Regions from separate parts of the Homo sapiens genome. Here region 2 is linked to region 1. A link is a loop called in an ENCODE intact Hi-C map of the cell type or tissue named here. Cell type or tissue: endothelial cell of umbilical vein. All regions are shown on one strand.

What was found. Peaks named below come from ENCODE experiments on the same cell type or tissue, not always from the same donor. Only the 100,000 strongest peaks of a DNase experiment are listed, where the experiment ranks them.
Region 2: it touches region 1 in a loop (17-fold over the local background); 1 of 110 quality-filtered maps calls a loop at or near these places.

What each region holds. Positions count from the first base shown.
Region 1 is chr2:70,354,890-70,358,889 of GRCh38, reverse strand. It overlaps the pseudogene BRD7P6. Among named protein-coding and RNA genes, the nearest start is that of FAM136A, 55 kb to the right of the region's middle. In endothelial cell of umbilical vein, no CTCF peak of the experiment used is centred here; a DNase peak (open chromatin) is centred at 1,569; H3K27ac peaks cover 1,482 bases.
Region 2 is chr2:70,827,440-70,831,439 of GRCh38, reverse strand. It overlaps CD207 (CD207 molecule), which reads left to right. Exons shown (of 6, transcript NM_015717.5): 6 at 240-1,229. The coding sequence ends at 390. Among named protein-coding and RNA genes, the nearest start is that of CD207, 6.4 kb to the left of the region's middle. RefSeq lists an enhancer at 1-927. In endothelial cell of umbilical vein, no CTCF peak of the experiment used is centred here; a DNase peak (open chromatin) is centred at 2,309; H3K27ac peaks cover 1,838 bases.

The sequences.
Region 1 (4,000 bases):
GCGGGAAGATTGCTTGACCCCAGGAGTTCAAGACCAGCCTCTATGTAAAATAAGCAAGACCCAGTCTCTATGTAAAATAAAAAATTAGCCAGGTGTGATAGCACATACCTGCAGTCCCAGCTACTCAGGAGGCTGAGGTAGGAAAAGGATTGCTTGAGCCCAGGAAGTCAAGGCTGCAGTGAGTAGTGATTGTGCCACTGCACTCTAGCCTGGGTAACAGAGCAAGATCCTGTCTCAAAAAACATATGTGTATGTGTGTGTGTGTATACACACATACACACAAAATTTGGAAAACATGCAAAGAACAAAGAAGTAAATAAAATAACCTCCAATCCCACCTCAATTCCTAACTCTGGAACTCTTCCTTCCAGTGTTTTTTGGAGTCGGGGTCTGCTCAGCGTCACTCAAAGTATACCCAATCAGGCTGTCAGCTGCCCTTCTGCCCACAGGAGAGTCTGGGACCATCCAATCCAGAGAACTTCTCATCTAAATAGCACCTTGTCTCTACAAAGTCATTTGAATCACCCACCCTTTGTGATTCAAAATACTAAACAAAGTTATGAATTTTCCTATGACTGTTTCAATGCTTTTTTTAAAGCAGTAAATGTCAAAACCTTTCCAAACAAATGCTCCCCCTCCCTTTCTTTGTTTGGGCATTTGTTTTGTTATGCTTTGCCTTGTTTTGTCAGGATTTTTCATGTCCCTGTTTCTTGGTGCCCTAAACCCACATACAGTCTGCCTCTTGATTGATCCTATCTCTCCCCACCCCCAAAAAGGCTATGTTTGCAAAGACACACCCAGTTTGTCTGCCCCCACCCCGCCCCACATCTATTCCTCCTGTCTCAGTCTTGCCATTGTGTCCAGGGCAAGCTACAGAACAATGAATTCTTAGCAGATGATGGTATTGCCCTGTCCCCATGTTCTGAGCCAACCCCAGTTATGCCTGGCATCCGGGAGTCAGCGTTTTGTAGGCTTCTGTGACATTTGACAGCTCACATCCCACTTCTTTCAGCATTTGGAGCAGGAAGGACAGAAGGCTGCTCTTGTCACCACCAATGAGCTCATCCTTCTCCGAGAGGCAATAAGAAAGCGAAATTTCACCCCATGAATCAGGAAGCCTGAATTCATGACAAGGCACACATTCCCCAGCTTCCTGACCCACCGGCTGACCTTTCCATAAAAAGGAAAACTAGACAAGGCCTCCTCCCTAGAATAAAATAACCGATCAAACAAGGATAAGACATTTTTTACTAAAACAAACCTTTCACCCCATCGACCTGAATCCTTTGATTTCTGTATACCTTTCAAGGTCAGAACACTTTCTTTTCAGTCCTCTTGGGGATGAAGTCACACATTTCCGGGAGCCTTTCCCAACTTTAGCACTTGGGGCAGCGTAACCATGAGCATGTCACTTAACCATCCCAGTTTCTTAATCTAGAAAGTTAAACTAGAACACTCATTTCTATCTTTTTGCATTGTTGAAAGGGTTCGCTCTATAATCCTAGTGCAAAATGTGCCCTCAGCATCATTCACTATCTCATAATACTGGCTGCCCAACTAGTAGATAAATAGCACCTTGGAATTCAGATTGACCCTTCTTGGCTGTGCTGTTCTTGAGAGGTTAAGTCTAGGAAGGAAGTAATAACAATGTAAGGTCAACGGCACATGTTCCAGAGAGTCAGACTGCCTGGCTTTAAACATTCTCTCCAACACCTACTGGTGGTGGAACCATGAACAATTTCTCAAGTTCTCCAAACCTTAGGTTCTTCAAATTAAAAGTAGGGAAGTGGAAATAAATAATGCTGTGTAGGGCTTTTGTGGTGAGTAAAGGAAACAATGCATACAAAGCACTTAGCACAGTGCTTTTGATAAGATTTTGATTGGAAGATGTTAGCTATTCTTACTTTGGTGGTCACTGTAGTAACATTGTGTGAGTACACTGTTGGAGATCAGAATCATTAGGGGTTCCATCCATAGTAAGATCACACATTCCCTGGAGAAGTGTCAGGTGTGGAAGATAGTCAAAGTTGGTATAGTCAGCTGTGGACTAATAAGGGCTCTTTGGATTACAAGTGTCAGATGCTCAACTCAAAACTAATATTAATGAAAAAAAGGGGATTCATTAGCTCTTTGTGGCAGGGTTGGAGTTCGCCTTGAGCATGATTGGCTCCAAAGACTCAAAGTCATTAGGGCTCTCTAACTCCTTCCCTCAGTCCTGCTTCTCTCTGTAGATTGGTCTCATTCTCTCTTTGATGGATGACTTCCTCTATGTAGCAAGTAACCCCAGAGGAAAGACAGAGCTTCTCTCTTCCAGCATGTGTGTGTGAAATCCAGGGAAAGATTGGTTTTGAGTTGAACATCTGACACTTGTAATTCAAAGAGCCCTAATTAGTCCACAGCTGACTATACCAAATTTGACAATCTTCCACACCTGACATTTCTCCAGGGAATGTGTGCTCTTACTATGGATGGAACCCCTAACGATTCTGATCTCCAACAGTCGGCCCTGTTTAGATCATATGCCCACCCCTGGACCAATCACTGTGGACAAATGGATGGAGTATCCTGATTGGCCAAGCTAGCTCTATGCCTTTGGCCAGGGTGCTCTTCCTACCACGTAGAATGGGGGTTGTTCAACTCCACAAAGGAGATGGGCTAACGCTGTTACCAGAAAGGAAGAGGGTAAAGAATATTGATCATATCAACAGATGCCTAGTGTAGATAACATCTAGGGGTCATATTTCCTTTTTTTCTCCAGTTCAAGGTTCAGCTTTATTACTTGACACATTTCCAGTGTCTGGAACACTGATTCTTCTAAATTTGACTAATTAGAAGTTTATTAATGTGTAATATCTAATGTAATGCCAATGTATAATAGTCCCTTGAAAAGCATTTCCAAGTTAAGAATGAAAAATAAAGGTATATTATATATCATTAAATACAGATAGTTTCTATTCAATCAGGTCCACAGTCAACAATCAGCAAGATCAGTCTTAAGTTCTTCAAACTCTTCTGTTAAATCTTCTGTTGTTTTCTATGATGGGGGAAGGAATGAAAATCCCCATTGTTTTTCTACCTCTATACATGCTTGTGATGCTGGAGTTATTTGCACAAATTCTTTAAGGTCATAAGCCTTGCTCTTCAAGATGCATCTCTCGGTAAAAGGGTCACAGGAGACATCTCATGCAGAGATGAGACCTGGTCCTCAGATGCTTATTCTAGGTTCTTGGAAGTCCTTGAACAATTTGGTCTTTCGGTGAGTTTTTTTAGAACTTGTCAGAGTAAAAAACTTCAGCCAGAGCACCAAAGTTGTTACTGTTTTGAGTGCTATGAACCCATTCTGGTTGTTAGACAGCAGTTGGCCTGCTGTATTTCTGTAGCCTCCATGTGTTTTGCTGTGTCAAGCATCCTATTGTGACCTTCACCTTCGGGTGATAGCATTTCCAGCTCTTGCAGGATTCTAGTATGTCCTCCTTTCATGAGAATATCCAGTAAACTACCTGCCATAATATATGGGTAATCTTGGCATATAACAACAAAAATAAAGACCAAAACAAAATATGGATGCTGCAACTACTGGGAAGCTCAGCGTCCTCCCCATAAGTTCAGTCACTTAAATTTGAATCATCCTTACTAATAGTCACAAATGTGGAGTCATTGCATACTGTGAAAGAACTTTAGGGTCTGTGATGCAAACATAACACTGGAATAACATGATTCCTTTGGCCTTCTTGGAACCTCCACAAGACAGTCACTCCAGACTGAAGCCATTGAGTTGTTATCCCCAGTCTTACAGGACAGAGGGTGGGTTCTTCTACCACAGGATCTTCAGAATGGAGAAGTCTCCATGTTGCTGGCCATCTGGCCTTCTTTCAGACTCCCCCAACTATAACAAGCCAGCTGGTCAGCTTTCCTCCAGGTCCTTTAACTATTTTTAACAGGGCTAGTCTGCCTCTGTTCTCTTTCTAAATTATTGCTTTACAATTATCTTAGCGCAAGT
Region 2 (4,000 bases), 470 kb before region 1:
CAGTGTGGGTTTGTGTAGGGACTTGAAAGTGGTGGGTTGGTTTGGCCTGGACTTGGGGCATGTGAAAGCTTAGAGGTCGAAGTCTCACCAGTCCCCTTCCTCTGAGGCTTGGGTGCAGACATTTGCTATGCCATTCCCTAGGACAAAAGCTTGGGTTGAGTTAACTCATTTCTTCACTGGAAATAAGTTCTTTTTGATTTTCCACTTTGTAAATCCATCTTTTTCCCCGCTCTTGGTAGGTTCTGGATTCCAGGTGAGCCCAACAATGCTGGGAACAATGAACACTGTGGCAATATAAAGGCTCCCTCACTTCAGGCCTGGAATGATGCCCCATGTGACAAAACGTTTCTTTTCATTTGTAAGCGACCCTATGTCCCATCAGAACCGTGACAGGACAGGCTCCCAAGCTCACTCTTTGAGCTCCAACGCTTGTTAAACATGAGGAAATGCCTCTTTCTTCCCCAGACTCCAGGATGACTTTGCACGTTAATTTTTCTTGCTTCAAAATTGTCCCACAGTGGCATTCTGGAGTCCGTCTGTCTTGGCTGGAAATTCTCTGACGTCTTGGAGGCAGCTGGAATGGAAAGGAGAATTCAGGTTAAAGTGGGAGGGGTGGGTAGAGAGGATTTAGAAGTTCCAATTGCCCTGCTAAGGAGGATCAAGACCCGTAATCCGGCATAACACCCTGGGGTTTTCCACTCTTTCAGAGAAACCTCAGCTTCATCACATCAAAGTTACTCCAGAGCAACCAAGCAATTCTCCTGATATTGTCATCCAGGGCTTTTCTTGGCCAAACCCCCTAGAATTTCCATGTCTCTGCTTAGCTGTGCTGGCAGCTAGCAGCTGGCTGTGTTTGCAGTGCAAATAGCTCTGTTCTTGGAAATCCTGCTCATGGTATGTCCCCAGTGGTTTCTTCATCCACATCATCTAAAGCCTGAACCCGTTCTTCTCTGGTTCAAGTCAGTGGCTGACACGGACTTGTATCTCCTTCAGAGCTCGGCTGGCACCCAGCCTCCCTTCTCCTTCCACTCCCTTAGTACACTGGAGTGCCGAGCCCTGCCTTCCACCCAGCGTCCATCCAGCCCCTGTCCTCACCTCTCCGGCACCTCCTCCTCCTTCTGCATTTCCTATCTTCCTGTGTCTTGTGCATGGGAAGCAGCCTTCAGTGCCTTCATGAATTCACCTTCCAGCTTCCTCAGAATAAAATGCTGCCTGGGTCAAGGACTCACTCCAAGTGCACTTTTTCATTTCTGGTTGTCCAGGTGAATATGTGGGAAAGGCAGTCTCCTCTGGTGGACATGAAGTTCTAGGGTATCCTCAGGAAACATCTGGGGAGTCAAAAATAACAAGGACTGGGGAAGTTCCAGTCCTGGAAATGCCACAAAATGTGACCAGTACTTATCTCTAGTTTTTATTAAAGTAGAGCAAGGTCTCCAATGTCACGATCTTGGTGATCTTTCTTCTTGTTTACTGCACAATCTTCTAGTCTATAGCTCAATTCCCAAGAACAAGTCTCAGCAGGTTCCCCACTCTTCACAGAGACCCAGTTCCACAGGCATCAGTTCCAAATCCCAAGTCCAGTGGCTGAAGCTGGAATCCAGGCAGCAGCCACCACAGAGAGGAGAGGAGGGTGGAGTGAGCACAGGTCTTCATTAAGGTCCTCAGGAAAAGATGCTTCCTTAAATAACTGTAACCAGCAGTGTGTTGTTCTGGGTGCAAATGGGTCACAGCTGAGGGCACAGGCTTGTATTGTAAGACCTGAAATACCACGTGCTGCTGTGACATTTTATGCCTCACAGGGCCCCAAAGACCTAACCCTGAGTTCCCTGCCTCTCACCAGATATATCCTTGCCCTCGGTCCCCACCTGGCTAATTTCCTATCATCTGGACCAGCTGCATGCCACCCAGTTTTCTACTTAATGGGTTTCACTTCTCTGCCAGCCTGAGAAACTATTCAAACAAGCCAATCACATCCTCCTACAGGAATCCGGGGCATCTCATCCTTTTATTACTACAAGGCCTGCCTCCCACAGCCCTGGCTGGTTCACTCTGCTCCTGAGGGTGACCCCATGTGGCCCTGTGTGGCTTATGATATCTTTCCCCAGTAGACTGTATTTGTGACTAGTAAACTGCTGCCAGTCTCACCTGCACAGTGTCAAATGTCTTGTTTTGGCCATCTTGTCCTATTTAGAGCAGGGGATCCCTCCCTCACCAATGGAGGAAATGGGAGGTGACAAGAACAAGGCTGGTCGGGGATCTCTGGTTGGTTTTGGCAAAGAGATGAGCTGGGAAAATCAGACCATTTCTCTGGGAAAGAATTTGAACCAGGAAATAGCAAGAGGATGAGGCTGTTAACAAAAGGAAGTTGAGCTGGAAGGCACTGAGTTAAGAGAAAGGCTGGAGGGGCCGTCACGTGGCATTGGAAGAAACTAGCAATGAGCAGAAGCTATGAGGCAGGGGAAAGACATGAATACAGGCCTGGCATGGTGGCTCATGCCTATAATCCCAGCACTTTGGGAGGCTGAAGTGGGTGGGTCACCTGAGGTCAGGAGTTCGAGACAGCCTGGCCAACATGGTGAAACCCCATCTCTACTAAAAATACAAAAATTAGCCGGGCATGGTGGTGGGCACCTGTAATTCCAACTACTTGGGAGACTGAGGCAGGAGAATTGCTTGAATCTGGGAGGCAGAGGTTGCAGTGAGCTGAGATCCCACCACTGCACTCCAGCCTGGGCAACAGGGCAAGACTTTGTTTCAAAAAAAAAGAAGTGACTGCAGAGGATTATAGTTGGCAGAGAAAAGAGAACGGCTCAGAGGAGTCGCAATGGAGGTCCCGGAGGGCAGCCTGAAGGGCTCCGGCTGCTCCCGTTCCCAGGGCTGCCTCAGATCCTCCCAGCCCTTCTGATCCTCCTGGTTTCTGTGCATGGGGACCTTACGAGGCTGTGCTCCTGACCCCAACCATTGCTTTTTCTTGAAACTGAAAGAGCCTGAGTCAGTGAGGATGTGTTTTTATCTGGAGTCTGTGCCCCAGCCTGAACCCAACAAGTGCAGCATTGCCTTGGCTTCCTCCCTTGAGGAAGCTGGGACACCTGTCGCTTTGCTTTGTCTTGTGACTTTGGCTCCCTCCCCCACTGTATGCATGCCTTGCTTCTCCAGGGAGGTCGCTACATGGGCACCTGCCCTTCTGCTGGCAGTGTGGCCTCGCCCAGGAAGTCCCACCATTGATAGTGCTCTAGTCCTGTCTCTAGCAGGTCTTGGGGTGTTATCAATACCTGGGCAGCTCCTCGTATCATGGACCCCACAGTATTTCTTGTGAAATTCTGGGGATTTTTCCATTGTCAGGTGAAAAGTTGGGAGCCAGGGACAGGTGAGAACTTTTTCTCAGTCAACTTGGGTATTTATTGTATTACATTAGTTGTTTTCTTTCTTTTTTTTTCTGATTTGGCAGGCTAACAATGCTTGACATGCCCTCTTTCAATGTTGCAATAAAATACTCTTGAAAAATTTATCCTTTTGTGTTTGAATATAAAAGAAGAGAAAAAAATACTTGAATCACCCCCACTGACCAACTAGTCCTAATGCTCGTGAACATGTACTATATTTTATTTTTCTGTTTTTATGCTTTATTGATCTATCTATCTATTGAATCACTTCATTTTCTCTTTGTCATTCTCTCTCGCTTTCTCTTTCTCTCTCTCCTCTTTTTCTCATATTGTATGAGCTATGCTTTCTTTGCTTTAATTTTCCCAGTGCTTTGGAAGATAAGCCATTATTTGGGTGGGGTGTGTGTGTGTGTGCGCGCACACACGTGTGTAGTTGCCTAGCACTTCCCCTTTTTCTTACAAAGCACCCTGGCTTCTGGGATTATTGGCATTATTCCTGGCATTGTTGCCCTGGTTGGGGCTGGGCCCTGGGCATGGGGGCTGCCATTGGCTCCCTTGGTGACCCCACCTGGCCAGGGCTCCAGGTAGCCCCCAGCAGGGCAATGCGTTGCCTCCCT